Linked DNA regions of Mus musculus: region 1 is linked to region 2. A link is a loop called in an ENCODE intact Hi-C map of the cell type or tissue named here. Cell type or tissue: left cerebral cortex. All regions are shown on one strand. Each heading gives the region's core, and the rest is flanking DNA. Links, peaks and the distances in the headings are about the cores only. Region 1 overlaps Gmds (GDP-mannose 4, 6-dehydratase). Region 2 overlaps Gm40876 (a long non-coding RNA gene).

The links. A loop is a pair of places that touch in the nucleus more often than their neighbours do. Peaks named below come from ENCODE experiments on the same cell type or tissue, not always from the same donor. Only the 100,000 strongest peaks of a DNase experiment are listed, where the experiment ranks them.
Region 1: a loop joins it to region 2, with 4 times the contacts of the local background. A loop is called at or near these places in 6 of 42 quality-filtered maps.

Annotation. Positions count from the first base shown.
Region 1 is chr13:32,207,835-32,220,470 of GRCm38, reverse strand. The region is part of intron 4 of Gmds (GDP-mannose 4, 6-dehydratase); the gene reads left to right. Among named protein-coding and RNA genes, the nearest start is that of Gm52055, 20 kb to the left of the region's middle. In left cerebral cortex, for the core only: a CTCF peak has its summit at 6,221; DNase peaks (open chromatin) are centred at 6,220 and 6,630; H3K27ac peaks cover 1,007 bases.
Region 2 is chr13:32,486,970-32,499,605 of GRCm38, reverse strand. It overlaps Gm40876 (a long non-coding RNA gene), which reads right to left. Exons shown (of 4, transcript XR_873209.2): 4 at 6,325-6,545. Among named protein-coding and RNA genes, the nearest start is that of Gm40876, 28 kb to the right of the region's middle. In left cerebral cortex, for the core only: a CTCF peak has its summit at 6,096; DNase peaks (open chromatin) are centred at 6,096 and 6,861; H3K4me3 peaks cover 710 bases; H3K27ac peaks cover 342 bases.

The DNA of each region.
Region 1 (12,636 bases), core at 4,970-7,469, 280 kb after region 2:
TTTTATAATATTTTGAAAGATGGTCTAATATTAGCACATTTTGTGTTTAATTTTGAATTCTTGACTTCGCGACTGGGCATTGTTTGTGTTGGCCTCATGTTGTGCAGCATAAACTCTCTATCACTCACACTTCCAGTTAATCTGATGTGGGCCTTGGTATTGCTAAAAGTAAGGAAAATAAAATAATAGGAAGCTGGTCTGGCTTCCTGTAGGAAACCAATGAAGATGAAATTGCTTCTTGGAATGAGCCCATAGCAGTCTGGGAAATAGTGACTGAAGACATTTTTCTGAATCATAAACAGTAAAATTATGACTCATGAAGTAGTTCATTGAAAGGCTGATTGGATCTTACGTGGGGGAAAGTGAGGGATGACTGCAATGTCCCAGTTATTAACAGCAGTTAAACCTAGCATAATGACATCATTTCAGTAGGAACAAATGATACAGTTTAGTCCTGCCCATCTTGGGAGTGAAAAAAATGTTTTAGGAAAAATTAAAAAAAAATACCTTGTGAATATACATTTGTTACTTATGTGCTCAGCATTCGTTATAGCTGTGCCTTTGGAATTTGTCTACTTTTTTCCCCCAGCTTCTTTGATGATCTTAGGTCATTCTACAGTCACAGTACTATGAGAATCTTCCCACCGTGAACCTGGTCCAGTGTTGATTGCATTTGCCTCACAATATTATGATGGAATTGCTTTGAACTTTTTAAACATATGAAAATTATTTAGTCATAAGCCAGTCATGAATGAGAAATAATTTAATATGACTTTCACTTTTGTAAATGAAGTCATCCACTCAAATCCATTTGGTAACTGCCTAATCCAGAATGGGAATTCAGGTCTTCATATTCTATAATTTATTTTAAAGGGGAATAAAGAAAATTATCCTTACCAGTGACAAAATAAGGTAGTGTTCATAAAGTAACGTCTTTTCCCACATTGCAGTATTTCTTCTTGTACTCACTTCCTCCCCCATGCCTGCAGTGTAGTATCATTTTAGTTTTGAGAAGAGAGTTTCAAATCACCTATCAGTGATGAAGACCATTATTATATTTCCTTCAAACTTTCTCTTATTGGACATCTTAACTCCATAATTTGTATTCCTCGTCTAGTCTTGTCATCCTTACTACTTTCCCTTTTGATTCTCTAAGTTACTTGCTTCACTTTTTTTCTGTGACAGTAAGGAGGCCTGAGTGTTTGGTTGAAGGAGGTAGGTAAGTGAGCTGCGACTCCCTTTCCATTGTTGAGCACACCAGCTGGTAGATTCTGATTGGAGAAGCCCAAAGGGAGGAGCCTGTGCAAGCTCAGGAAGCTGGCCGTGAAGCAGAATTGCTTGTGAACAAGGGGCTAGTTGTTGTAGTAGTGACCATGCAGTCACTAAGTCAGAATCAGGGAGAGAAGCTAGAAACGCAAGTCCAGCAAATAAAACTGGGAATAAAAACAGGCATAGGAATTACATGGGTAGACCCTGGGAAAGAGACCAAGCAAATTTAATTCACCAAGCAAAAGAATTGTCATCTATTTCCTGGAGGTTCTGAGTTGCAATTTACAGATTGATAACTAAATCCAATATTTACTCCAGAAAGCAGGAATCTCTTGGGAGAAGGGGCAAGTGGCATGTTGCACTAAGAACATTCATTATGGTGAGAAAGGCAGGTTGACTTTATATCTGGCTAGTATATCACCAATCTAGTAATACCACAAAACAAACTGCAGCAACATGGTCCTTAATTGTACAGTTATAACAGAGCAGGGGGTAGCCTATTAAAAGTCCACAACCAGCATCAGAGAAGGACTATTTTTCTGTGTTGTTACTCATTGATCTATTTATTTTGGATTCTGGAGACCTAGCAGGGAGGTGTGAGCAAAAAAATGAATAGATGGGGAACATTGCTATTGCAGTTAGAAGGAACATCCTCAAATGTGAGTCAGGGCCTGGACCTGTACACTCGCATGGTAGAGTTCATTAATTTTCCATTGATGAGCACAGTCATCTACTTCTCTTCTTAAGCCGCTGCCTTTTGCTAGACTCAGTGCAGAATGCACTGTGGCAGTGGGCATTTGTAATCAGTATTAGGATAGCAATTAAATATGACTTTCACTTTTGGGACTGTCCTCATGAGAACTGTGGCACGGAAAAGGGATCTTAATTTAGGGGTGTACATTAGAGTTCCTTTGCCACATTCTGAAGCTGCACATCCAGTAGCCTGCCCTGTCTCTCACAAGACTTACATTTGAGGTTTTCCATTATTTCAAACCCTGGTTATATCATGAACTGACTGAGCCTCCTAAGGCTTGTTTTCTCCAGTAAGCTGCATACCTTAGGCTGTAGTGTCTTCTATCAGTGCTCTTCTGTGGGCCCATGTTCTTGCAGTGGACTGTAACACTCCTTAAATACCATCTGTTTTAGTCTTTTGACAATACCAGCCTTTATTGAAAGCTCATTTTGATGCCAAGAGCCCTGCTTTTCTTGTTTGCAGAATGCACCATCATCATCAGGGAGTAGATCAGAAATGAATGCTGTGGGTAAGAAGGGAAGGAAGTGCAGATTGCCTATTCTGTCACCTTCCCACCTCCAAGCTTCCTGTGCTCTTTGTTCATAGTTTGGACTAACATGAGGCAGATTATCGGAAGTAGATGGAGCTAAAAGTCCCGTGGTCAACATGCTAGTCAGTGCTGCTTCTGCTGAGGATGAAGGTAGTGGTTTGCTTCAGCTGTGCCTTGAAATGCTAGGCAAGACTGCTTTCCTTGGTCAAAGGCTTATAGTTGCTCTGCTGAAACATTAGCTTGTGTGGCATATTCTAAAAGGGGAAATGATGCATGGGGCCCTTTGTTTTTTTATTACATGGGCCATAGAATTCTGAGGTGTCAGAGCTCTTGGCAGTAACCCAGGTCATGCCTTTGTTTCACAAGTACCTGCCTGAGATTGCCAGTTGATGGGCAGCCAAGCTCTGTGTAGCCTTGAACCTAGGGCTGATTCCAGTTTGTCATCTGTGCTACTGAGTGGAGATGACCCAAAATGGGGATAGGGCAGGGGAACCATTGAACTGTGACAGAAGTCTTACCTCTGTTGTCATTCCTATCTTTTACTACAAAAAGTGAAGTTTCAGTGTAGTAGGTTGAATTAAGATGTTTTCCTTGCTGGAGGGAACTGGTTAGAATTAATCCCATATGAGTGGTATTTTTATATCTAGAAAGCTCTGAATACAATGCATGATACAGCATGATAAATTAATATACAGGGAAAGTAGGAATGTTTGGAATTAACTCATCTGAAATGACCACATTTTGAACAAATTATGTGTTAACATATAATAATAACACTAACCTGTATGAATTGTGACTATTGAGGCACTGAAGATAACTTATTTTGCTTAATAGATACCTGAATTGATCAAAATTTGAAGAAATTGTTACATTATCATATTCAGTTCCTGAATGTGATCAAAGCAACATAAATCCTCTAGTTTGTTAGCACATTGTTAATATTGAAATACCTCATAGGCCTGAGGAGCAAACAGCTGTATTTTGAGAGAGAGCCATCATTGCAGCCTTGAGAACATAAGGGTTTATGTTGTCTTATATCTAGACTGCTATGCAAACATGGGTCCACGCATGTTTGAGTTTGCATGGATCTGTTTCTCAAAAATGTGACCCCTTTACAGAGGATGTAAGGTGACATGAACAATGTCTGTAGGTAGGTGACAAACCTCAACTATGACCGAAGACAGTTGCCTTTTGTGTGTTCTTGCTCTGTAGCCCTCTTTTCATTCTGATTACTTGCTGTCCTCTTCTGTATAGATACAGTCCTTATACTTCATTGCAAAGAAACAGTTTCATGATCTCTAGGATGAAATGTGGTCTTTTAAAACTCCTATATTCATGAGGATAGGTAGGTGTGTACACTGCTGGTGGGGGTCTCTGCTTGTCATCTGGCTCACATTCTTCTTGGAAGCCTGTTATAGATTTAAGCAATTGAATTCAAATCTAAAACCACTTAAAAAGTCCTTTATAGTCCATTAAGAATTTTTATGGGAGAGAACACTCTATGAAAGTTCTCCATTCCCTGTTCAAACAGATTGTTCTGTTTTATTAGATCTAGGTGGTATTGTAATTTTGATAACAGCTAATAATGCTTGGAATTTTGTTTATAATTAATGGACCACACAAAGGTGTGTTTGTTAGCTTTTCCAAACTTAATCTATTTACAGTAGTAGCTTTTTTTTTTAACTAAATAAAATCAAAAGTATTTCACTCTTGGAACAATTTATGCATATTAAGCTAAAATTAATCAAATCACTAAATGTTCATGTGTATCTTAATGTTCATGTCCAAGGTGATTTTGTAAATACTAATGGGAAGAAATGTTGTCATTAGTAAATGTAATGTGAGTGAAATTACCTTTTCTTTTCTTTTCTTTTCTTTTTGTGATGAATGGAAACAGATTTTAGAATTTCTTATTAGATGAGTGTATAAATAATAGGTTTATTTAATATTTGAAGGCATATATACATTGCCTTCTCTCAGATTGGTGTCTGTATTTGAAGAATTAAGCTCCCCTTTAAGAGACTTAATAGATCCTGTTTTAGGCACAAATCTCACTTCATCATTTTAGTACGTATTTTGTTTATAAATTTATTTTTTTAAAGTACAGTCCTTAAAATTGGAACAAAAAGATAAAATGAGACCTTTTTAATTCAAAGAAATTTAATGCATAAGCACTTTTTATTTTGGTTTCTATGTTAATCATTAATTGATACTTTATCAGTACCAGCAACAAGAAAATTTTATGTACTATGTGGTGTGTACTTTTAAAATATTAATATCAATGATTAATAGACATAATTGATATTAAATCACAACGACCTATGTATCTTTTGCATGTTTATTTTATAATGTGCAGTTAGAATAGTTTTTTGTTGTTGTTGTTTTGTTTTGTTTTGTTTTTGTTTTGTTTTTGGAGACAGGGTTTCTCTGTGTAGCCCTGGCTGTCCTGGAACTAACTTTGTAGACCAGGCTGGCCTTGAACTCAGAAATCCACCTGCCTCTGCCTCCACACCTGGCAAGAATAGTTTTATTTATAAGACTGCATGAAGTGTTGCTTGGTCTGTTATAATGGCTAAATTCATCAGTAGGACTTGGAGAACTCTTTGGAAAATGGTGCATTTGAAATATGAGCTAAGTTATATATGGTCATAGTATTAATGAGTAAAATGGAATTTTACAGAGATGGTGTTGGGAAGTTGTGAAGAATGGGTCAATAGAGTGGAAGTAGCATAATCAGGGCTTCTCATTGTTTGGTGACTCAGGGCCAGCGCTCTTCTCTCTGTTGCTTTTCTCTTTAGGAAATGAATAATATCAACAAACCCGACCTCCGACTCTTTAGGACAGCCCCTCGTCTTGACTGTCAGTCACCCTTCTTCCCTATGACTGGAAGAGAGGCTCCTTTTCTTTGTGTTCCTACTCCGTAGCACTCACTCTGGAATGTGAGTCTGTTGTGCATTTGTTAAGATCCTTCACAGCCGGGCTGTGCGGCTGTGGCAGACTCTGGTAGACTCGCTTGTCTTTTCTGGAAAGAAGCATTTCAGTGTTGGTTAGCAGGGAAATGGTTATTACACCATAGCATTTGTTTTTACATCACAAGAGCAAAGACTACTTTTGCTTTTACCTTATATTAAATATTATAAGGGGTTTTTTTTGGCTAAATGGTCATTTGTCCTGGCAAGATATTTAAATGGCAATTTTGATTAAAATCAACTTATTTTATAGAATTTATTTACTTAAGTTTTTTAAGTATCTTAGTTTTTACTTTTATTTTTTCAATAGTTAACTCTTTAAAAGTCATTATATTAATTAATATATAATATATAATATATAATATATAATATATAATATATAATATATAATATATAATATATAATATAATTCTGTAATGGGAGAAGTATTGACTATGCTAAAAATATTTTATTAATATCTGTATTGGGTAAAAAACTATTGGCTCCGATAAAAACTAGATGCCTTAAATAATGCGCCTTTGCACGTCAGTGTTAATGACGTTGCTTCACAGAGGAAGTCCTAGAAATTTCCAGCAAGTTTCTGCTCTAGGGTAGGAAGGCTCCCCTTTATCTAGCTGAGAGACAGGGTTGTTCCTTTAGGGACCCAGGCAGAGTTTCTGCCACAAGGATGATTGTTATGCTTCTTTATACACATAGATGGCAGCAAAGTGCCACAGACATGGAGGTCAGCCTTGATTTTAGAATGAAAGATGAGTGACAATACACACTGATTTCCATCAGCTTGGTTCCCTGGGTTCTTAGTGTAAGTAAATCTAAAATAAGAAAGAAAGCTACTATTGATAACACACAAGTATAGCAGGATGGAAGAAGCTGTGGGGGACTATGATACACTGAATTTCTGGACAAATCCCAGGTGGGAAATCTTAATCTTTTCAGGTACGTCTTCTATTGTAAGATGACTAAAAGCAGCTATGATATTGTGTGTGTCAAAATAAGAAGACAGTGAGGACAGAGTGGTGGTACGGGAAGAGGGAAGGAAAAGAGAAACCTTACGAAAGTTTCAGTGGCGAGAAATGGCCTACTGCCTGTGTGCACTGTGGGGTTTGGCCTGCATGGCTCCTTTTTAGTTAAGCAAGTTACAAAGAGGAAATGTCAGTCCACGAATCAGGCAAACATTCCATGGGAACATTTGCTCAAATGTCAGCATTTTAAAAAATAGAACTGCAGTCTATTACGGCCCAGTCTCCAGGCTGGATTTTCTATTAAATACACAAGTACAAATGTGTTTGTTCAGAACACGTTCTCAATTAACAAGTCATTTTATGCCTTAATTAGCATTCCTATATAATGACATAATCACTGTAGAAGATGACAGTCATCATTATAATTAATATTTAATATGTGTCTGGCTCTGACGACCTTTCTGTGTGTTCTCACAAACTTCTAGGTAATTTTCAAGTTTTAGAATTGTATTTGGTAAAAATCACAGAAAGGAGGAGCTAAGGAAATAGAAGCGCACTTATTAGAGCCTGCAATCTGCAAGTTGGGTAGAAGGGCATTTTGTAACAATGTAACAATTGAATCACAGTGGTCTCTTACTGCTTACAAACACTCCTAAAGAACTGGCAATGTTGTTCACCAAACATTTCCCCCACCATTTTTTTTTTAATTCTCTTCAGGCAATTTAGTATCATAGACTAATCTCTCTGTCACAAAATTGATTCTAAAGGTGTGTATAACAACTTGCTTAAATACAGCATCTGGCAAGTCTCTCATGTGACAGCAACTTATTTCTCACATAATTATTTTCCTAGTAAATTTGATATCTTAACAACCCCTTCCCTCATTTCTGAGTTCAAAAAGTAACACTTAATATAATTTATTTCTCATAGTTAATAAAGGCTTACATGAGAGTCTTGCCGTTCACCCTCTAGCTGCCTCAGCCGAGTGAGGTCAGGAGGGAATGTGGTGGCCAGGGTAAAGGTGGTTTCCAGCATCACTTTGCTGGGGACTGTAATGGCCTCAATGGGGTTTTAATGACGCATAAAACATATTTTGGCTGTTTCTTGTTACTTATTAATGATTAAATGAGTTTGCTCTGCCACATATTGGTAAGAAAAGATATGTACTTAGGTAGTTTTTCTCTCTTAAACTATCTACTGTGTTAGCTTTAATTTGTATGCACAGGAAGGTCTGTGTTAACTCTTTTTATGTTTTTAGCATTGCTACGTGAACATAAAAACTATACAAGTTTTGATTTGTATACATGTAATTTTTTGATAATTTTAATTAATTTAGTAAAATTTAATAAGGTGAACTTTTATCATCCTACATGTTTAAAAAAATCTAAGTATAGGTTATTATATACAAATTCTTTTGTAAGTTATTGTTAATACTTGTTAATGAGGTTTAGAATAGTATATACTACTTGAAAAATAATTTTTAACCAGAATATTGTATTTTTTTAGGTAACTGCCTTCCTTTTGTATGTTTAGCTCATTTGGCAGACATTAGATTAAGACTATGTGCTTTTTCTTAATAGGATGGTATCATACGTATTATTTATTTGACCTTTTCTTTGCCATGGTTTTCATAAAAAGGACAGGGTTGCAACATCACTTCCTCAAACTCTTTGGTTTCAAAAGAATCATGTTGCACACAGCCAATATGAGCGATTTGTATTGCTTACTAACAGAAGAGCTTTGTTCTCTGCTTAAAAACAAACTGCTGATTTTATTAATGTTATCACTGGTATATTAACTTTCCTTGATATTATTTTATATTTTATACAAACATTTAAATGTTGAATAAATAATAAAATACTTTTGATTTTCTCATAATCTCTTAAATGTACTTTTAAAAAGGGCACCTTTTTCCCCCAAACTAAAATGGAATTTATATGAAACATAAAGGAAGATTTCTATGTTTTATTGGCATCTTACAATAAACTTTAATTTATGATCACTTTATATTTGTTTACTTGAGTAAACATTACTATAGTTTAGATATTTAAAAATGTTTTATAACATTATAGCTTAAGTAATATTTGTCTTGCTCAATTTTCCAAATTATGTCACCATTAATGTTCTTAAAGAAGTGGTGTTACAGTTCTAGGAAAGCAAAGGCACTCTGTTGTTTGAGTGATGCTGCCAGAAGATTTAAGTAGTATTCTAAAGGTTTTTTGGTGTTTTACTCCAAATGTGTTCTGTTACCTGATAAAAAGTAATTTAAAATGGTAAATACTTTTAAAAGTAAATTGATAGAATGGGATGGTAATCATAAATTATTTCTTTTCAAGTGTTGATAATCTTTCATCAAGTACTAATGAGTAGTGGGAAATGAAAATATGAATGATATAGTGTTCAATTTGGGGCCAAACTATATTTCCTTTTATTATTTTTTTCCATTTTTTATTAGGTATTTAGCTCATTTACATTTCCAATGCTATACCAAAAGTCCCCCATACCCCCCCCACTCCCCTGCCCACCCACTCCCCCTTTTTGGCCCTGGCATTCCCCTGTACTGGGCCTTTTATTATTTTTTATAGGGTCCAGGGTAGCAAATACATACAAGTGTATTGCTAATGTTTGTATTCTTTGAGGAGAGATTTCACAAAGAATGTGTCCTTTCTTTATATGAGAGATTCTTCCATACTTTAGCACACTCTCCTGCCTTCCCCCTCTCTTTCTTAATGAGGATTCTACCAGGTCAATGCATCTCATATCATTGCGAGTTTTGATGGTACAACTTTATTGCCCCAAGATTCAGAGACTAATCCTTAAAACAGATACATGTCTACAACGTGTGAAATGCAGCTTGTAATTTTTATTCTTTAGCCAGGCTTTCATAGACTTTCTTTATAAAAGCTGTTGACTGTAAAGCATATTTAGAAAGTATTTATAGGTATATCATCATGGAAAAGGTGTATGTTAATGGACAACATAATAATCCTAGTTAAATACTGAATATGATTAGGGATTTTTATCAGAAACTAGTACAAAATATTACTCTTTATAACGTAGCATCAATCAAATTCTAAATACTTACTTTTAGTAAAATCTTTCCAGTAAAATTTAAACACTTTTTCAAAGAACTCAATTTAACTGACATACTCATTTAGATTTAATAGAAATAGTTTATATTATTTTTATTTTCATTCATAATAAAAGGAAGTTTACAGATGGTTTTAACTCATCTGTTTAATTTTCTTTCATTTATATAGAAGATACTAGCACATTTGATCTTTTCTCTTTTAGTAAAGTTAACTGTTGGGTAAGCCTTACACTTCTTTACTTTCGTGTGAGGCAAGGCCGAGCTCCCATGCTTTGATGTGCCACTTCTCGGGATGTTTCTTTTGCTTACTGAAGGAGTCTGGAGCCCAGCTTAAGCCGTGATGCTCTGTGTGTCGTCCTGCTCTAGCTCCGTGGACCAAAAGCTACACAGAGCTCTTTGACTTCTCAGTGATGCAGACTTGGTGGCTGTCACGTACTTCTGCCTAGTTTTTTTTTCCTCCACTCTTCCATCTGCTTTAGTAAAACTTAAACTAAAGACATATGTTTGCTGCTACATATCAAATCTCTTACTGGATAATCTGTAGTTTATTTAAATTCTACTGACTGTAGGCCTTTACAAATAGAGCTTTATAAAATGAAATAAAATAATTTGTTGCATATACACATATCTTAATGAAACATCAGTATATGGAAAAATATTGATTGTAACATTTAGAACTTTACAGTAACTAAACATGACTAACTTCTGAAAATTCAGTTATCTCTTTGAAATTTATCCGAAATCTCCAAGTTAAATCCAAGATTGAAACATGAACTAATAGTTTCATTGTTAGAACAATTTATATACTTTTTAAAAACAGGTTTAGTTATAAAATTCTCAGCTTAGGACTTATTGACATACAGCTGTATTGATATACTGAAATACAAAGGTTTCTAAATTTTAGAATAGGGTATTTGTGCATTCATGCGTTCATGAGTATGTTTGTGTGTATGATAAAAAACAAGAAAACTGTACTTGTGAATTTTTATATAATGTAAAGTAAGAAAGAATAAAACACACAGCTTTGCCAGCCTTCACTTTCCTCATCTGTGGAATGGGTGTGAGGCTTTGGGAAGTGGACAGAATTTTCATCACATGTTCTACCAGCTTTGTTTCAATCTCAGGACCTGTCAGTATCAATATCGTTTGTTATCTTTAAAATGGCATGCTTTTTTAAAAGTATAAATTATGTATAATGTCTAATCAAAACTAAGAACAAATAAACCATAAGGTTTAAGATTCAATCTCTTTTAAAAACTATTTTTTGGAGAAAGAATCTGATAACTTTATAAACTTTTGTATAAAGTAGTTTTCTCTAGAAATTCTTAATTTCATTTTTTAAAGTAGGCCTATACCTTGGACACAATAGGATAGAAAAAGCATTATGCTTCATTTTTTTTTCAGAAAGCACAAATTAAAGGAGAATGTTCTATCAGCTATGGTAGTACATTTATCATTGAAATATCCTTCTAGAAAAAAATTATTATCTACAAACTATCAATTTGAACGCTAAATGCTGGTTTTTCTTTAAGAAAATAAGCAGATGTGCATTCTCTATAAATTTATTTAGTCACATGAGTAAACTTAAATTCCAGTGTTAATTTGTTTCTGTATTTAACTTTAATATCTCACTATGTCTTTCTTAAAAATTGGAGCCTATTGCAGAGAGAATGTATTGTGTCCCAACTTTGATCAAAAGGGAAAACCGGAAGCAAATAAATCAACTATTTCTATGATCTGATTAAGGAGGTTGTGGTTGTAGGAACAAAGCCTACATATCAAATATTGTTGATAAGTTTTATTCCAGTACAGTTTTCCAGAAGTTCCTGTTTAATGAATTATTAATGATTTTTATGGAAAAAAAAGTTAGTGTGAAGATGTAGTTACTTATGAGTAGATTTTTGATTTATAGGATCATAAGGCAGCCTTAGCGGGTATGTTCATTGAGAGTTTATAATGTAAAGTGTATTAGTTGATTATAGGTGATGCTCTTAGGGAACAAACAACAAAAATTAGAAATGTTAAGGTAGTTTTATGATTCTTAGTAGAGTATGTATTCATCATCTAGAAAAACTAAATAAAAAAATCACCCCCTCCCAAAGATGCTAAGAATTAAAATTTCAATTCCATTAGTTGGGGCTGGTTGGTCGGCTTATGTTACTGAGGATCAAATGTAGGGTCTTGCACCAAGCTCTCTACCCACAAGGCACACTCCAACTCATTGAAGTTTTTTAAAAATGAGAACTATAAATAGATGAAGATACATCAGATTAATAATACTTAGTTTCTTTCTTACTATCTTTCTTTTTAAGCTTTGTTTTTCCAAATAAAAGTTCCCAATATTATAACTCCATAGATAAATTATTTTTTATAAAAATTCTGTTTCTAACTTTGTAACATTTCATGGAGTTAGGTGGCAAACTTGCCCTTAAGTTTTTACAAGCTTATTATCAATATTATACTTTAAGTAATCTTGGCTCTAACTAAGGCATTCTTAAGATATTTGCTTCTGTACACTTTAAGTTTCATTACAAGTGTTGTGGAAATTTTTAAACATTTGTGTAAGAATTGCTTTAAGTACAACTTGAATAAAAATTAGACACTTCCCTCCCCTGTCTTTTCTGAAATTGTCTTAAGGAGTTAAAATGTTTTAAACTAAAGCTTAAATTATATACAGATTTTTCTGTTTGGTCTTTGTTCATTGCTGACTACAACAAAAGCTTAAACAACCTTAATTAGATTACTTTCTTTGTCACTGGAATTTCATATTAAAGAGCAAGTATAAAAATAAACCATAAATAATTTATAAAATTTCTATTATAGATTAGCTTTTTAAAAATAAAAATACAAAGGTATTTACTTATCTCTTCTGTGAGCTTTTAATACTTTCATTGTTTTGTTTTTGTTTAAAAGGCTGTGTGTTACATATGACCTGAAAATACTCATTAGCTTCAATTAATGCCAATAGTTTATTTATTCGACATACTTCTTTTGTCGTTACCCTATTCCGGTGACTACATTCTGACAACTGGAATATCCTAGTCTAACTCCTTCAGTTTGAA
Region 2 (12,636 bases), core at 5,141-7,640:
GGATTACACAGTGTGCTGCTCTCCCTTCACAGGCCAGAAGTGGCTAACTTAAAAGCCATCGAAGTTATAAATTAAAAGAAAGATATTGACCAAATGCAGTTTCTGTGCCTTCTTGATGAAAAAACAAAACAAAACAAAACAAAAAAACAAAAACAAAACAAAACAGTAGCACAATAACAGGACATGCAGAGGCCATGGCAAATGTGAGCCCAGATTGGGACATGCTGATGTCAATAAGGAAAGACATGCGTTGATGGACTCATGTTCATGTATTTATGAATCCCTATCTTAAAGAGTATGAACCCATAATGAACCCATAATGAAGAAAATGACACAAAACTTGGGATTTGTTTGAAAATGGCACTGGGCAGGGGAGAGTGGGTAGAAATGCAACTGGAACAGGCCTGATCATGAATGCGTGGATAATGGTCCTTGAGGCTGCCCGGAGGATCGCTGGAGTTTTGCTTTTGTATAGTCTTGGAATTTTCCATAACAAAATTAAAAAAAGAAAGAAAGGAAGGGAGGGAGGGAGGGAGGGAGGGAGGGAGGGAGGGAGGGAGGGAGGGAGGGAGAGAGAGAGAGAGAGAGAGAAGGAAGGAAGGAAGGAAGGGAGGGAGGGAGGGAGGGAGGGAGAGAGAGTGAGAGAGAGAGAGAGAGAGAGAGAGAGAGAGAGAGGGAAGGAAGGAAGGAAGGAAGGAAGGAAGGAAGGAAGGAAGGAAGGAAGGAAGGAAGGAAGGAAGGAAGGAAGGATACGGCTCTGGCCATTTGCCTGGCCCCACCTTGAATTCTTACTGTCCTCGTAACCTGTTAAGTTCAGGATACTTGAGGAGTCTGAGGGCTGGTGATAGGTTTGCTGAGTAGAACTGGGAAGGGACATGTGACACGGGTATGTTATCTGATAGCTCGGCCAAGTTCCAAGCTAGAACTTTGAGGAACTGTGAGTGACATCCTCGCAGCGACAGCTCAAAGACTCCTGTCGTCTTTAGGAAGGATAAATTCCTACATCCTGACTGAATTCTAAACATCTACACACATCTCTGCTCTGTTGTGACGAGGTGGCCATGTGAAGACTTTAGGACAGCCAGGCTCTGCAAATGCACAGGGTTATTCTGTCTGGAATGCGGTGACCTGACATGAAACTCTGGGAGCAGATGTGGCTGAGCAGGGCCCGGGACTTTGCCCAGGAGTAAGCAGATGAGTGGAATATTTACTTTGAAAAGTAGCCTCTGTGGATGGGAAATGATTAATTCAACCATGAGGAATTTAGAATTCTACAGGGTGATGCCCTCAGGAAGAGAGGGCCCCTGTGAGAGGAGCTGGTTGAGAAAGCTCTGTGGTGTCTGGACACAGTGAAGTCCTTTCCTTCCCACACTCACAGGACCTGAATAGAGATGAGCTGTGGCAATAAGGGAGGAAGGATCCATTTACCTACTTTGAAGAAAGCATCGAGGGAAATTTCCAAGAGAGGGAAAGTCTACAGGGTGGAAGGAAATATCTGGGACAGGAGTTCCAGTTAAAGCTTAATATCTCCAATATTTATCTCCAGCTAACGTTCAATATCCAGAATATCCAAAGAATTCCTAGACCACATTAAAAAGCACAATCCAATTCTGAGACAGAAAAGGGATTCCCATGTCTCTTTGAGGAAGACACACAAGTGCCCATTTTGCCAGTGAAATGATGCCAGCCAGCATCCTTGAGCACCAGGGACATGCAAATGGAAGCCACAAGGACATATTGCTTTATGTCCTCTGAGATGACTGTAACAATATTGTTTTAACATGGAAAACAAGCAGTGGTGAGAATATGGAGAAATGAGAGCCCTCTTATAGGGCTGGGGGGAGCTTGGGATGGCACAGCTGCTGTGGGAACAGTATAGCAATTCCCCAGGAAAGCTAAACATAGAATTACCATGTGAACTCTGAGGGTCTAAAAGCTAGGCTTGAAAAAAATAATTAGGCATCAGTCTTGACACCATGTGTCCATCAACAAACACACGGATAAGCAAAATGCAGAATGCAAGCACAGTGAAATACTATTCGATCATTAGAAACAACGGATGTGGGTGAAGCTTGAAAATCTTAAACTAGGAAGCCAAATGTACAAAAATGCAAGTGTTAACTGACTCCTCCTCCAGGAAATACTAAGATAGGAAAGCATGCAGATAGAAAGTAAAGGTTACAAGTGGGCTAGGGAAGGGTTAAACAGAGCCTGTTTGCGATTATGAAAATCTACTAAAAATAGATACGACGGTGATGGTTATACAACACTGCAAATATAACTAGTGCTACAGGACTGTACAAGATTGTTAAAATAGCATACATATATTTTACTACATTTACAAAATATTATAGATTTTTAAAAATATATTGTATACTTGAAAGCGGGTGAATTTTATAAGATGTGACTTATATCTCAATAAAGCTATAAACTTTAAAACCAACAGAAGCATATGCTGCTAGCCTGGTGCCTTTCAAGGCTGTGACTCAAGGAAGGATGAAGTCACCTGGCACCCGGTGTTACATGAGCCCCAGTGGTGCTTTCTGGTCCTCAGCCACTCCATGCTGCCACTTCTCTATGCTCTGGGAGTGAAGTTCACTGTGCCTGGTCCAGCCATGTTGATGAGCCAGGATCAGAGGCAAGATCGCTTCTTCACTGCTCTCCTGCTTGGCGGGAAGAGCCCTGCTCTGGACCTTCTTAGCCCCTTTGCCAACACAGACCACCTTGCTTCTCATTCTGATGAATCTGAACAACGAAACCATGTACTCATCCTTAAACAAGATGCGCTGCTGGGGACAGTGCATACCTCTAGGGAGGACAGGCTTTCATCCTTCTTGCATAACACAGACTGGTGAGGGGGAAAGCCAGGGTCCTGTGAAGATCAACCTTGTCTTTCCACTGTGGTCTGCTGCTCCCCGCCCCCAGCCTCTTCTCTCAGAAGCTGTTCTACTCCAACAATACCTCTGTAGATGCCCTCCCCAATGAGAAAGAGACACATTCCACAACTATCTTCCACCCAGATAACTTTGCTAGGTTCAGGTTGCAACCACAGTTTCCTCATCCTTTCAAGGCCCTAGTCCCAGTGAGTTGACATTCCCCTAAGCTCCCACCTCCCACACAGCTCACACTACTCTTGCGACTCTCTTTGTTCTATGGAGGCCTGGAGGACAGGGACACATGCCCATCGTGTTATTGCTTGGAACAGCAGTTGGCACATTATGAGCTTGCATGTGTTTGATGAATGAGTGAATGATGGGTAGACAGAAGGCAGGGCCACAACCCTGTTCTACCCAAGCTCAACTCTCACTCTGAAGGAAGATAGGCATCCCTGCACTTCCCTTAGAAAATGATGTACGTGAGCCCTGGACCTGCACGACTAGAAGACACTGAATGAGAGCACCTTACGTTTCTGCCCATTTGGCAGCCCCCACATGGCCTCCCACCATCAGATGTCTCCCTCAGCTTTCAAATCACTAAAGGCATGCCTTCATGTTCCCCCAGATAATTCTTCGTGCATAAGCAGGGGTCAGACTCCACCATGCCCACGTGACAGATTAGATTCTGTTCTTCGGGGCTTCCCACATGGTCTCTCTGTCACACTGTGCATGTATGTTGAGTGGGCAGCGCAAAGAGAGAGCGCTAGCTTTTGATTTCTCTTCTTCCTTCACCACACTAACCTCTTCAAGATGCCTCATCTATGATTTCAATCCAAACCACAGAAGTAAAATGCCAGGCATAGTGGAATACCACCCCACTGCCTGCAGTCTCAGCTCTGGGGAAGATTGTGAGTCTGGGTTACAGTGAGACCTTGTTTCACATTTTAAAACAATAATAATAATGAAGGAAGAAGGAAGCAAGGAATGAAAGGAGGGAAGGGGAGCAAGCGGGGAGAAAACCACATTTTCTAATTTACCATTTTCTACATATTACAGTTGGACGTGGAAGGCGACACAGTGAAGGCGGTTCTTTTCCCTGTAATATCACAGGTCCTTATAAGAGGATATCAACTATACACGGGACAGCTTCCCAAGTCAAAGAAGCTTAACAAGAGTGGGCCATCAACACTAACCTAAGTCCTACTCTACTCTGAAATCTACCCTAAGATTGTCCAGGGAGTCACAGGACCCACTAAGTTCACTGTGCACCTCTCCAGTGTGAAATGATATGGAGACTCCAGTCAGCTAAACACTTCTTGTTTTCTCTTTAGTAAATGAGTATGTGTTGGCGATTTTTTATTGCGTAATAAAACCAGCATGAAATGAACTTGCTCCAGTTTGTCCCCATTCTTTAAAACCACCGTGCCTTCCTTCTCTTGGCCTGTTTTTTTTTTTTTTTTTTTAATCTGGCATCCTGCCTTGACCTCAGCTTGGTGTTCAGTGGAGCGATGGCCACAGCCTCAGGCAGGAAGCTTCCGCTGGGTCAGGGTGTCCTGCTGTCTGCCCATTTGGGGATCCGCATGGTATGGACAGACTCTGGGATCAGTTTGCACCCCAGGGGGAGTTGGCCTCTGTGGATATTGCTTTTATAGACTGCTTGTTTCTGGCTCTGCTTTTTTTTTTTTTATTATTACATTCCTTTGCAATTCTAGCAGCTGTTTTTGTCAAGAGTCTTAATAAAGTTTGAACTGTTAAGCGAACTTTATGGAAATTGGTCACAGAAGTGTATGTGGCACCTTTAGTGAAGCAGAGGCAGAATTGCCCCTGGCCTGCAGTGACAAACAAGCCGAAAAGTGTAGGTGAAAGACAGTCACTTGACGGTGGATTTTTAACCTGGATTTCTCAGAATCTGATGTCTCCCGAAGTATCGCTTTCTTTAACTCTATTTAGCACAGTTTTCAAAAGTGTTTGGTTACACAGCCTCACTTAAGGAGCGTCGTTGAGGGCTGTGAAAGGGTTACATTTGCTTGGCTTGGCTTCTGTCCGGTGCTGCTTCTCCTTGGAAGTCAATGCTTGGAAGAATCAGACTTAGAGACATAGCAGAATCATCGAGTCTAAGTTTCTAAAACCGACTAAGATGCTACCAGCTTCTTCCTTTTATGAAGCACACTAAAACATCACCCCTCTCATTCAGTGTACTCATCTGGCAGTGACCTTAGCTTGATCCAACAGTGTCCTCTGAGCCCAAGAATCTGAACTCCTTCCAAATACACCCGACTTATAATTCCCCCCTAACACTTCACACGCCACTGGGGTGGAAGAATCATTTGCCAACAGACCAAAACTAACTGCTCGTCTTTCTTGAATGTGACTTCACACACGTTCTTGAATAAAACAGACTTAAGAGAGCAATAAACTTCGACAGGTAGCCCACCCTCCCAAATCCTTCCTTACAATGAGGCATCAATGGGACACTTTGAGAACTCATTTTGCCACCAACACTAAGTAAAATGTCATCTAGCAGCACTACTCTAAGAGAAATAACCGACTCTAGAGTAAAAGGCAAGTACTTCGGGCTTAAGACATGCAAAACGCAATGGTGGGACCGAGAAGCTTATGAAACCTACACTTCACTAACACTTGGTGTTGACTCAGAGTCACGGTTGGAATACTAGGTGACCCCAGAGGCCAGCCTAAGTGTAGTAGTCACGCTGGGGAGGAGGCATTGCTCCCAGACTTCAGTGACTATAAAATAAACAGACATCTCTGCCCTGCCAGATGGACAGGGTAAAGGGCACAGCAAACGCTTAGATGCTGTGGGACCTGAGTCAGCACACATCCAGCTCCTGGATTGGCTGCTGAGATCTGCAGGGGATCTCTCTTTCCTTTTGTCCATCATGATCTGCTGCAATATAAGGGAGGAGAACAAACAAGATAAAGAGCCTTCCGTTCTTCGTGACGATGTCTTGCTAAAACTCACTGAAGACGATTTTCAATCCCTTTCTTAATCCCCACCTAGAATTGGAGTACACTTCATATCGTTTTTGCTTTTTAGAAAAACTAATGGTGCAAGCCCAACCCATCACTTCTGTTGATAACCTCACACCTGTGCTTGCAACAGTGGGGGAACCCACCTTTAACATGACAGACCTACTTAAAACTCCTGGCTCCGGCTTTCTCTTCACAGACCACGAAAGCATGCATTCCCTTTAGCAGACAGTGGAGGGCGATGTTGTACCGGTGTGCTCCCACACATAAACCTCTCAGGAAACTTCCTTTCCAAGGGAAAAGGGTTCTTTCCCACAGTAATATGAACATGATGTACGATAATGAAAACAATAACTACACCAACATATTTTCCCCAGAAGTTCTTTTTATTTGTTCAGAGTGTGAACGTAGGGCCCTATAACTATGAGATACTGAGATAAATGAATGGGTTTCTGAAAAGGGTAGAAAGTATTGAAAATACTTTCAAGATGGGCTTTTCCAGACTCTGTAACTTGATGATTTTGACTACTGTATATTAGGAGTCTCATTACAAACCATTGTTCAGTAGTTTAAAGATAATATAACAGCAGTAAAATAGAGAAACACCCAGATTGACATCTGGCCACCATCAGCCTGGCGTTGTAAAGGAGATTCGCTGACTGCATTTCTCCGGGCACAAACCTGGCAAGGAATGACAGAGAGATACACTTCTAAACGGAGAGCTCTGACAGCTGAATGTTATTTTCAAACTGCTACACTTAAGATCTTCGCTAGCCACTTCTTCATTTCCCTCCCTGAAGCCTAAACTCAGAAGACCCAATTTAATTCCTGCCTTTTCCGTTCCCACAGCGAACTTGCTCCTGCTCAACAGAGGTTTCTTTGTAGTTCCTCACTAGTCTGGTCGGATACCGCTCCACACCACACAGGTAACTTAATAAATCAATTTAAGAAGCACAGGCAAGTTTATGGCATGCTCAGAATATTCTAGAAGAACAAGCAGAGAAAGCTGGCTTTAATTCAAGCACACTTTCATAATTCCTAGGAGGGTTGCCAGACAGAGCACAGGACGAGTGCTTCAATTTGGTTTTCAGATAAATAAGATTATTTTTAGTGTAAGTATATCCCCGTGCAATCTGGGAGCCACGCTTAACACTTTAGAAGTATCTGGTGTTTATCTGGAACTCAAATTTAGTTGTGCCTCCTCTGAAAGGAGGGGGACTCTCAGATAGCGGGGGTACACACATCGAGCAGGACTATTCTATCCAGTCGCCATGGAGCTTTGGGTTCAGTCTCTGTGTGCAAAGATGAAAAGAGAAGTCTATGAATTTACATGCTTTGAAAAAGTCCTTGGTGCTCAGGTTTGGGGATAGATAGGAGACAGGTCTTTCCCCTCCACCCCCACCCCCTTCGTTATCCAGAGCGTATACAGCTGCCAAGAGCCCAGTGGAGACAATTTGGCTGATTTAATATTTGTGAGGGTTTGAATGTAAAACGTGCCCCCATTGGCTAGGTTTCGAATGTTTGTTCCCCTGCTGGCAGTACTATTTAGGGAGGCTGTGGAATATTTAGGAGGTGGGTTCTAGCCAACAAAAGTAGGCAGCTCAGAGTAGGTTTTGACTCTTTCTACCTGGCCTCTAGTGTCTGCTTCATTGTCTACTTCCTGGTTCACTACAGTGATGATCAGCTTCTGCCGCAGCTCTCATGGCCAGGAGCCGAGCTGCTCCACATACCTTCCCTGTCCCCGCCTTAAATTGACTGAAACCCATGAGCCAAAATAAACCGTTCATCCCTTCCATTACTGCTCTCAGGTGTGGTGGTCATCTCAATGCTGAAGTAACTAACCATTCTGTTTAATGCGCAGCTCGACTGGGGAACCACATCTACTGGAAGTACGGCTGGCAGCTAACACGTGGGTTTCAGCCCAAGTCACAGAATGAGAATAAAAAGCAGGTCTACCCTTCCTCCACACGCAGGGGGCAGAGCAAATAGCCCACCTCAGTTAACATCTACTGTAGTATCTGCTGTTCGTGAGCTTCATTTCTGTGGTGACAGGGACAGAGAGCCAGCCTATTCCCAGCAGTCACGTGAATGAAGCATTTAAGCATGTTCCCTGAGGCTTTGAGGTGACAACAAACAAAAGCCAACCTGACAAGCATGGTATCCCAGCTTATGTTTCTTCATGGCGTGAAAGCAGAGAGAAGGGAGCCCTTATATACTCTTGGTGAGCTTGTACCTGGAGTAACCATTATGGGAAACTATTCACCCTAAAGGTTCCTAAGAACTAAAGGGCAGAGTAACCCTGTGGTCCATCAGTACTCTTTGAAGTATGCATCCAAGGGCGCTGTAGTCAGTATGTCTGCTGTCTTCGCCCCAGCAGCATGGTCTGAAGTAGCCAAGTGATGGAACTGAAACCAGGTGTCTGTTGACATGTGGATAGATGAAGAAAATGTGATAGATATAAATATTATATTATGTGATATATATAATTGGATCACTATCCATTACCCTTAGACATTTCTGTCACTTAACCTGGGGACATTATGTTAACTGAAATAAACCAGATACAAAAAGAGATCAATTGTTTGATATGAACTGTATGTGAGAGCCAAAACAGTCAAACTAGTGGCAGAGAGCATAGTGGTGACTGCCAGGGATGAAAGAGGCAAGAAGCGGGAAGGAGGGCAATTTTCAGCCGGGCAAAAGGAACAGATTGGTGAGGTCTGTGGTCAGACATGATGGTTATAGTTACGATAACATGCTACATACTTCCAAATTACTGCGTATGTGAGTAGAGTAGGCTAATTGTCTTGTCTTTACTTAATCACATACCTTACTCTGTACAATATATGTATGTGTGCCTAATTATATTTTGTCTATTTAAAATAAGAATTTTAAGTGAATAAAATTTAAAAACACTTGAAACCATTAGAAAAATAATTTTTCTAGTTTTTTAATTAAGAAAACAGACAAAATAATTAGGCTTTCCTTATTATTTTTTCTTGTTTCTTTGCAGTTTTGGGAATTGCACTCAGAAAATTATATGCATCAAAAAGAGAAAGAAAAGAAGAGAAAAGAAAAGAAGAGAAAAGAAAAGAAAAATCTTTACCATTGCATTATAATGATATCAGCCCTCTTTTTGAAAAATAAAAATGATTCTCAACCTAATAGAACCAGAGTCACCCAGGGCCTCTGTGTTATGAAAGCTGTTGTCATTGTTGTTGAAATTGTTGTCATTGCCCTTACACAGATGTCATGTAAATCAAGGAGCACAAAACCCATGAAACACAAGGAACTAGTACCACAAACCTTCACGGGTCAATTAACTATAAATTAAGCCGAATCAGATGTGTCTGCACTCATAACAATAAGAAAGACTAACACTGTCACAGAATTTTTTCAGTCTTGGGAGGGTGAGGTTAGAAGCTGGACATTTATAAAGCTTTGAGTTCTGGGTACAGGCTGTTTAAGGTAGATCTTTCAGGGCAACACACTGGTATATGAATCATGACTTGGGGTTGGTGGACTCAATGGAATGATTGTTTTCAATGAGTAAACTTGATACCCTAATACGTAAGCTTTTTACACAGGAAAGCAGATTTTGTTTTCTCTAAAATGTGATTGGGGGAATTTCTTGAAGCAAACAAGAAAATTAAGCTTTGATTTCAGTCTTATCTGCCTTGTACCATTTCTTTGGAACAAACAAGTCTAGTCACCCTGACGTAGGTAGACCCAGGTCTGTCTTCACATGGCAACTTTTGGTTTCAGTGCAGCCCAAAGATAGAGTTGCTACTTAGTGAACACTTATTGTATGCCAAGCTCTTCCGACATTTCATATACAAAAGTGGCTTTAATGTCCCTATTGATTGACAAGGAAACAAGTCTGAAATGTATGGAGCCATCTGTAAAACCCTCTTGGATCATACCAGTTGGTGGCCTTGAATTTATAATCCTTTCATTTTTCAAAAGAGCTTATATCTATTTTATTTATTATAGTATAACTATATTGTATTCACATCTATAAATACCGGTGTAAATATAGGTGCTATAGAAACATGATAATTATTAGCAATACTAAAGCTGGATGAAATTAAGTGGATTTTTGTCCACTAAGATTGACAAACAAAAATATTGGGTCTGACCCAGACAGAAACTGAGACGTGCTTCAAGCTTTTCACCTCAGTCTTCAGCAATGATTAGAACTGAAGGATGTAAAGCTGTCTTCCTTGGACCTCTGACTAGAATCTTCCCCTTCCCAATGAGGAACAACATGACAGTTTCTCCCACAAGTCCACCATCTGCCTCCTTCACTTAACTCAGTGTCCTACCTACCCTGAAGCAGGATGCTACCAACACCCCAAACCCAGCTTCCAGCCCCAGCTTGCTGCTCAGAAGCTGCCCCTAGACTTTACCTAGCTTACTAGCTTCGGCTTACTATCCTGAGGAATTAAATGGTAGGAGCTCTGTAGCAACTCTTCTTTCCCAGGATAATCCATCAAAAACATGGCCTAAGTCACGATAACATCAAGCCCTCCCCCCCTCCCCCAGTTTTCAAAGTCAGACATGAAATTATATCTCAGTGACTTCCTTCGACCCCAAAGAAAAATGCAAACCAGCCTTACTTAGTTCTTCGAGTTAATCACAAAGGAAGAATGTTTTAAACACCAAGCTGAGTAGTGCTGTTTTCAACCTTTCCCTCCTAGTGTCGGATGCCTGTTGAATGGCGCTATTTGTTTAAATCATCAGCTCCAGTGACCCTGCTCTCTGTATTTGTTATGCTTTGGATGAAATAATATTGTAGGCGTTTCCATTTTTTAAATTCCGTACTACTATAAAATATACACTGAATCTATCACTATCTAGCAGATGTGCTCATGACTTTGAAATCGTCCATGAGCTAGCTTTAAAAAACGTCCCTTTCTGAGAAACAAAGATCAACTCTTTCATCTGCTTTGGGAAGAACTCGGTTCTTTGTTTTAAGTGTACAGCTCAGATTTATGTTTTCTTTTTAGTAGAATTTTCTGTTTGTTTGTTTTAGGCCCGGCCTAGATCATCCATGGAAAACAGAACTGTTTGGGGGCACAGGCTGGTATCATGGATTTTTACTTTAAAGCATAAGGTTCTTTCTAAATAACAAGGAATTTTTCCCCCAGCCCCCTTAGCACTTCAGAGCTCAACAGTAACAGCAACAATACAATCTGTCCTGGAATTTTAGTAATATAGTTCAGGATATTTGTATAATAATGATAACTTAAGCTTTAACTGTTCATAATTAAAACACCTATGAGTATATTGGGCCCAACATACCTAAATTAAGATAATCTACACTTTGAAATTCTTTAAAGAGACTATATCTATTTTATTCATTATAGTACAAATACTCTGTATTTGCATAGATAAAACTATTTAAATATAAGCATTATAGAATAATGGTCACTATTAGCAATACTAAAGCTAGTTGAAATTAAGTAACCATGTAAGATTGACAAACAAGAATATTGAACAAACCATTTATTCTAATCCTATCCAAACCACAGGATCTCTTCAAGACTAAATGATGTCAGAGAGTTTGAAATTATGGCTAGTGTTACATAGAGTAAATTATCAAAAACAGATCAACTTGGAACCCTTATCTATTGCTATTCTTGAGGAAAGAGCCTTTTTGTTTGTTGCTAGATTCCTGTCCCCAGATTTCTGAAAGCACACTATCATGCTGATTTCTTGCATGTTCATCTGTGACACACGGGAAAGAGGGAAGATTTCACCACCACCCTCAAGCGTCAGCTTTTGTGCCTTGTGGAGGAAGCATTGCTCCTGTTGATTTTGAGAGTTTTAAAATGTTAAGAAAGGCAGTAACTACCAAAGTTCTATATGGAAAGAAGTTTATCCTGCTTCTCTTATAGCAGTGTCAAAAGAATACAGAGAAATGATGATAAATCCACATTTCTGTATTTGGAAGACATCATTTCCATTCTGAGCTGATTTTTTTTTTCTTCTTAAAGATACCAATTGCAATCAGGGTGGTATTACTAAAACTGAAAGAAACTATTGACCCTGAATCCATAGTCCCAAGAGGACCTTAGGTACATAGCTCCATTGCTCATCATATTCGATGACTTACATTCCCAACAAACATTGTCTTAGGAGGCAAAGATTTGGAAATGAATGGTCCTCAAGTTGAGCTTATCCACCCATTAGAGAAATCACAGATGCCCTAAGTGGTTTAAAGAAGTAAGCATATCTTCTACATATCTTACAATGCCTAGATTGTAGAGCCAGGGTGACTGACCATGTGGTGAAGACTCAGGAGCTACAGAACTTAAGAAGGTGTTTCCATAGCCCAGGACAAGAGGCAAAGTCAATTTTGTAAAGGATGGTTTCCATTACATGTTATTGTTATAACATTATTGTCAATTAAAAAGTAACAATAAATTCAGCCATCAAATGTCAGGGACCATCATGTCACTAAAAAGAAACTTATTTTCAAGGGACAATGATTCTGAATGCTTCACACTGTGTGGTGCAGTCTCTCTGTGGATAAGCAAACCAAACTACCTAGCTCAGCCATCCTCAAGTGGGTTAACAAATTTACCTTAAAACCAAAGTACACACGACCACTTTAGAGTAGACACACAGGAATGGTGAAGGTTGAGGGTGTCTTGGTTGAGGTCAGCTTCTACCTTGAACTTAATTAAGAATTTCAACCATTCGAAATTAAAAGATGAATTCCCAAATGGGGACAGCCCCAGCTGCAGTTTTCCAAGCCAGTTGCCTC